2 separate regions of the Homo sapiens genome follow, and region 1 is linked to region 2. Evidence: chromatin contacts called from ENCODE Hi-C or POLR2A ChIA-PET data. All regions are on one chromosome and are shown on one strand. Each heading gives the region's core, a stretch centred on a gene start or an enhancer-like site at or near the end of the contact. The rest is flanking DNA. Distances are from core to core; before and after follow the strand shown.

What was found. Hi-C counts contacts between places; a loop is a spot of excess contacts on that map. ChIA-PET counts read pairs that join two places held with the same protein, here RNA polymerase II (POLR2A). Pooled maps may share reads with other maps.
Region 1: a loop to region 2 is called in a pooled map, with 3 times the contacts of the local background. The contact joins the promoter of STX3 here to the promoter of LINC02739 in region 2. A Hi-C loop is called at or near these places in 21 of 168 maps with a recorded cell type or tissue (B cell, CD4-positive, alpha-beta memory T cell, CD8-positive, alpha-beta T cell and 16 more), 9 of 37 single-sample maps with no recorded cell type and 29 of 50 pooled maps. POLR2A ChIA-PET finds 5 or more read pairs at or near these places in 5 of 52 experiments (HCT116, HepG2, MCF 10A and 2 more).

What each region holds. Positions count from the first base shown.
Region 1 is chr11:59,753,913-59,757,166 of GRCh38, forward strand. It overlaps STX3 (syntaxin 3), which reads left to right and starts at 1,464. Exons shown (of 11, transcript NM_004177.5): 1 at 1,464-1,723. The coding sequence starts at 1,694. RefSeq lists enhancers at 1-394, 84-378, 144-438, 375-534 and a silencer at 1,405-1,664.
Region 2 is chr11:59,564,832-59,568,150 of GRCh38, forward strand. LINC02739 (long intergenic non-protein coding RNA 2739) reads right to left here and starts at 1,299. Exons shown (of 5, transcript NR_187292.1): 1 at 184-1,299. TRF-GAA2-1 (tRNA-Phe (anticodon GAA) 2-1) reads right to left here and starts at 1,621; the gene lies at 1,549-1,621. RefSeq lists enhancers at 593-1,094, 940-1,119, 1,095-1,594.

The DNA.
Region 1 (3,254 bases), core at 214-2,713, 190 kb after region 2:
TGAGATGGGAGGATGGGTTGGGCCCAGGGGATCGAGGCTGCAGAGAGCGGTGATCGCGCCACTGCACTCAACTTGCGCAACAGAATGAGACTCTGTCTAAAAAACAAACAAACAAACAAACAAACAAACAAACAACCCCCAAACTCCCCAAAAATGTGTTAGGGGAAGGAGGTGGGACAGTGTGTATTTCTGATCTACTCGCCTTTCCTAGTATGACCACCAGGGGGCGCGGAAGCCCTCCTGGTACTAAGGCGGGGACAACCTGCCCAGCGAGCACAGCGGGCAGAAGGAAGTGTGCCGGACGCGAGAGAGAACTACGGCCGAGACCCGCGGGGCCGGCTCAAAGCCCGACCTCTGCCATACGCACCGTATCTTTATGGGAGCCGATGAGGTCAGCAGGGAGCACGCGTTCAGATGGCAGAAGAGGGCAAAGTACTGCTAGAATTACAAAGATATTTACAGCTTTTTAACCTGAAAGCACAGAGCAGATCCTATTCTTCAGAATTAAATCTTCGGCTCGCCAGTCCCGTTTATGGATCTCCACTCTGATGAATGTGCCATTTGTTCCCAAGAAGACAAATAGGGTAGGGAGAAGAGGGAGAGGCGGGGAGAAGACTCGAGATAAAGGGACGATCTGCTTTTCGGAAGCAGAAGCCGCCTGGGAACCACCTGCACACCAAGCAGGCTGCGAGGACGGGGAGCGCTCCAGTGCAAAGTTCTGTATTTTAAAGCCCCTCCTCGCTCACAGGCTTCACAGCGAACTACGAAGTGGGTACCATCTCTGATTTACAGACACGGGAACGGGGTCCTCTTGAGAAACGATGCTTTCCCAAACGTCTGCAAATTGTGAGTGCCAAGTGTCTCCACTGGCACTAACAACATCGAGCTGCTTACGTTTCTCGGAGCGGTCCCGATTTCCAACAAGCAAAAGATCCAAATTCTCTGACCACCCTGACCGTCCTGTATCTCCAGATCTCCAGGTCTTTCCTCTGGACACCTCCTCCATCCCCCCACTTTCACTGCCAGCAGCCCTGAGGCTGCGCGGGATCCCGCTACTCGGAATGCCTTCCTCCTGGCGGGATATTTTTAGAACACTCGACTGCCACCCAATGTAGCCCACATCACATTGTCTTATTTGTTTTCGGGAGCTTGTCCCCGCCTAGCAAGGAGTCGGCTAAGAACTGGATCCTAGCGAGGAGCCCGGCACAGACAGCGAATGACCGCAGCCAGACAGTCGCTCTTGCTCTTCCTCGGCCCTGCGGCAGGATCCGCCGGTGCAGGGGCCTCTCCCCGGACTCCACGCGTGTCTGGAGGGCTCTCGGGTTAGGGAAGGGGGCTTTGGAGACGCCCCGGGCGGCCGGGCGGTGGCGGGACGCGGGCCCTTTAAGAAGGAGCGAGGGGCGCGGCCAGGTAGGGGCGGGTCCAGGGCGGATCAGCGCTGCGCCGGCGCCGGCCCGGGAGCCGGATTTGGAGCGCGAGGCGCCGGTGGGGGCGGAGGGGGCTGCGCGGCGGAGGCTCCCGTGGCCTCGGACGCTCCTCCTAGCTAGCGGCCGCCGCCCGCCGCCGCCTGCGCCTCCAGCTCCTTCGCCCCGGCGGGCCCGGCCGCCGCTTCCGGCAGCTCACCTGGGAAGCGCTCACCTGGGACGCGCTCACCTGGGACGCGCTACCTGCCTCCGGGCGCCTGGGCTTCAGGATGAAGGACCGTCTGGAGCAGCTGAAGGCCGTGAGTTTCGCCGCAGGCGGGGTGCTGCCAGGAGGGGTGCTGCATGGGAGAGGGGCTTCCCTTTGCTCCCCAAGTCGAGGCTGGAGGGGGGCCCGAGCCGGAGGCTTGCCCTCCCCAAGCCCCCACCGCTTCCCGCGCCGGTTCCGCACCCTCCCCTCCCCTCCCCTGCGGGGTCATGTGCCCGGTGATTCATCGCTAGGCAATGATTTTCCTGAACGCCTCTAACTCTCCCACCCCGCAAGCTGGACAGTGTCTGTCCAGAGCTGGTTCCCGAAGCGGGTGCTTGGGCCCGGGAGGTCAGGGGTCCCTTCACCACCTGCCCACTGCTGCCTGGCACTATGCCCAGGACCAGCCTCCTTCTCCCTTTCCTGTTTCTCTCCTGAGGTGCTACAGGCCTGGCTGCCCCTTCCCCCAGGGAGCAGCTCAGAGCTCTCTGGTGACCTCTGGAGCTGTGAGCCGGTCACATGCTGGGATGGGTCAGCTCCTCTCCAACCGGTGGTCTGTAATTGTTATCCCCGGGTGTCATTGTCCCCCCCTCCCCCGCCGTATCTTTTGGAACAGCTGTGGTTAGGTCAAAGGATCTGAAGGTAGACTACCTCCAGCCTTGGCTGCGCAAAAGCTGTAAAGCCTTAGGTTACTTACTGTGAGTCTCTGTTTCCTTATCTATCAAATGGGAATGATCATACCCTAGGAATTTGTTGGGAGGATCAGCTGATACAATGGAACTTGATACAGAAAAGGGTTAACGCATAGGGTTTTAAGCCAGATATTCATTGACTCATTCAGTACATAATTATTGAGTGTATTCTATGGGGAGGTCCAGTGCTAAGCCTTGGAGATTCAGTGGCACAGGTTCTACCTTAATAGAATTAAAATCTAGCCCTTGACACTCAAGAGTTTAGTCCATCTACTTTGGAGCTTGTTACAAGTGTAGCAGCTTAGGCCTGAGTCTAGCCCCGCAGAATCAGAATCTAATTATTCATCCATTTCCCCAGGTGATTCATGGGCACATTACAGTTTGGGAAGCACTGGACTGGATTAGAACTGGGGTTGTCTCCTGGCTCCACTGCTTACTGGTGATCCCTTAAAATCCCAGCCTAAGTTTTGTCATTTGTAAAATGGGTAGTTGTAAGGTCGAAATGCAACAGAAGATGCTTAAGAACACTTTTAGGGTGCATGGCACGGGGGACTTAATAAATGGTGAAATATGCTAATAACTGTGAGTGCTCTTGGGAAAATGCAGATGTCAGGGACTGCTGGGATGATGTTACAAGAGTTTATCCTTTTTCTCCCTTGCTTGGATGAGACCTTCATTCCTGTTTCACCTGTTCTGTGTAGCAGGGCTGCGGAGGAGGCAGGTAGCTGGGGAAGTGAGAGAAGCAAAGGGACAGTTGCCTATTGTGGGAGTGGCCTCTCTGCCTCAGGCTTGTGCTTAGTCATCTCAGCCTCACAGCGTCCAGGTTACTGATGGGGCAGAATTTATTGCCCCTGTTTTTATAGATGGGGAAACTGCTGCTCACGGGGTAGGAGG
Region 2 (3,319 bases), core at 49-2,548:
TTCTACTGAAATTCAATCCATATCCTCCGAGTTCCACTGACCTCCGCCCCCATGCCAGACAAGCATGGACAACTCTGGAAGCCTAGAAACTGGTGGATGGCCGATTCCCGGGGTGTTTCCTAGTGATCTCTGCCAGGAGCTTCTCTGTTGGTGCTGATAACAAATTAGCCAATGGATACAAACCTGTTTTGTAAACTGCCAGGTGTTGAAGATCAAACGGTGTCCTCTGAAATTCAGTTCTTCCTGCATACAGCGTCTGGATATCTTTGCTGGGGTGGGGAAGGTGGTGCATAGGGTTCAGAGGGGTGCAAGGATATGATGTACAAGTGACTTGCAATTTGGAAAATAAAAATACAGGGTGTCCAGTTAAATCCAATTTCACAGAAACAACAAATATGTACTTTGTATATTCCATGCAATATTTGGGACATGTTTATACTAAAAAGTATTTGTTGTTTCTCTGAAATTCAAATTTTGGCCGGGTTCAGTGGCTCGTGCCTGTAATCCCAACACTTTGGGAGGCTGAGGCAGGAGGATGACCTGAGGTCAGGAGTTCGGGACCAGCCTGGCCAACATGGTGAAACCCTGTCTCTACTAAAAATACAAAAATTAGCCGGGCACCTGTAATCCCAGCTACTCCGGAGGCTGAGGCAGGAGAATCACTTGAACCCGGGAGGCGGAGGTTACAGTCAGCCGAGATCACGCCACTGCACTCCAGCATGGGAGCAAGACTCCATCTTAAAAAAAGAAAAAAGAAAAGAAAAGGAAAAAGAAAAAAAAGGAAATTAATTGGACGTCCTGTATTTGGTCTTCTAACCCTAGTGTAGATTTAAACTAGAAAGGGCTTCCGATCTCTGTCTCCCGCCCCACCTAAGAGCTGTTCTAGGGTCCTTGTTATTGTTTTTGTTTTCTTTTTTAAAGACAGAGTTTCACCGTGTTGGCCAGGCTGGTCTCGAACTCATGACCTCAAGTAATCCGTCCGCCTCGACTTCCCAAAATGCTGGGATTACAGGCGTGAGCCACCGCGCCCGGCCCCGGTCCTTGTTACGGTTTAAAAAGCTGGACAAAGCCCGTGCGCCGAACGCTTTCGAGGACTTCTTTGGCCAAGAGGGGGCCCGGGCTGTCACCATTCCCGGCAAGCCCGCGACCAAGCAGGCAGCGGAGGCGGCGCAGGCCGAGAGCTCCCGCCCCTCTGACAGTGAGAGAAGGGTCGCAGCGCCCACGGCTGCCTAGAACCCGAAAGAAGAGGAGCGGGGTGCGGGGACACAGGGTTGCTCAAGAAAGTGAGCTATGCGCAGTGCTCCGGAAGAGCTTGTCTCAAACCAGGTCCCAAGTGAGGGCAGAGGCGTAACTTCGTACTGGGCAGTTTAAAAGGTAAGACATATGTCCCCAGTATCCTCCCTCCCAGGGGAAAATGACGATAAGGTTTCCCTTAACTGCCCCAGCCCGCGTGAGAACCCACAGGGTGTTGACCCTGTTAACTGCAGAAAGACCCTGTTAACTGCAGAAATCACATGTAGTGATGACTAACGCCTAAAACGGAAGCGCTGCCGAAACCCGGGATTGAACCAGGGACCTTTAGATCTTCAGTCTAACGCTCTCCCAACTGAGCTATTTCGGCTGCCGTGGAAGACGTTTTTCTTTTTTTCTACATAATTATAATAAAATAGTATTTGTTCCGTGGTAACAAAGATCATATGGATTCAGCTAGAGGTAGGCATTTTACAAATGTTACAAAGGTGATAAGGCAAGGCCCTTGTTTACAAACTGAAGTGATAAATCACTTTTCTCAGGGTTTTTTGTTGTTGTTGTTGTTTTAAGTTCCCTGCAATTTGCTTTTTTCATTTAAAAACATATTATGGACTTTTTTCATGGCAGTTATGTAGACCTATCATACTTTTTAATCCACGTTCGCCAGTATTGGATTGTATGGTTATAACATAATCTATGTAATCAAACTGACAACTATCAGCTTTTTTACCTTTTTCTATATCTCATTATTAAAAACAATACTGCCATAAATTTTTAAAATATACTTGTTTTTCTTGTGCAAAGGCAGATTTTGCAAGGTAGATATATATAAACATTGTGATTTTTACAGATATCTTCAGATTGAAATCCAGGATATATAGAAGAGGTAAGGAAGGCCATTTGTAAAGGCTTCAAATGTAGACTTTCAATGCTACCTCCACATGAGGTAAACATAGAGTCACTGTACAGTATTTGTTAAAAGCATTGATTTGCTAAACCTAGCATTAAAAATATACCTCAATTTTTGGAATACCATCTTGGCATTTTTCATTTTTAAATATATATAGTCAAAAAAAAGAATTAAGTCAGGCTTCCCTCAAACTCTAAGAAGCAAGTTGTGGTTTAATAATATCTCTAATATGCTGATTTTATTCCTCCTCCACCTCCCATTTCATAATTTTCATCTCTTGCATTTATTCACTGAAAAATGTTTTAGCCAGATGCGGTGTCTCTGGGAGGCCAAGGCAGGCGGATCACCTGAGGTCGGGAGTTCAAGACCAGCCTGACCAACATGGAGAAACCCCGTCTCTACTAAAAATACAAAATTAGCCGGGCGTGGTGGTGCACGCCTGTAATTCCAGCTGCTCGGGAGGCTGAAGCAGGAGACTCCCTTGAACCAGGGAGGTGGAGGTTGCAGTGGGCCGAGATTGCGCCATTGCACTCCAGCCTGAGCAACAACAGCAAAACTCCGTCTCAAAAAAAAAAAAGTTTTATATAAACTCCATAAGGCTGTTAGAATAATTCAATGCTTTGTATTCACTTGCTTCATAAATAAGGAGCCAGCATGGACTCATTACAATTTGAAATAAAAGCGCCATGACCTTAGTTTAGAATTTATAAACAATAGGCTTAAAATGGAGGATGAGTATAGACTGTCATTCTCAAGAAAGATTAAGAGTACATCTGAAATGAGATGTTTGTGGCTGTCACGCCTAAACTAGGTGACTTTACAGTTTTTTCAGACTCAAGAGCCTATCATTTGTTTAGCTTAAATTTCACCCTTTTGGTTTCCCTTGGTAGTTGAAGTACGAAAAATTCTAAAATGACCCACAAAACACCCTCCCAGCCCCACAAAACCCTGCATAATCCCTGGGACTATGAAATTCATCATATTAATTTATAACCTGTTATTAGGTGATATTATATAGTACAGGTTACTCTAAAATATGTGATTATCTGGGTGAGCCTGACCAATCACTTGAGCCCTTTAAAAGCAGAGGGTTTTTTCTAGCTGGTTGCAGAAAGGAGTCAGAGACTCAAAACACAAGACTTGAAGATGGAGGGGACC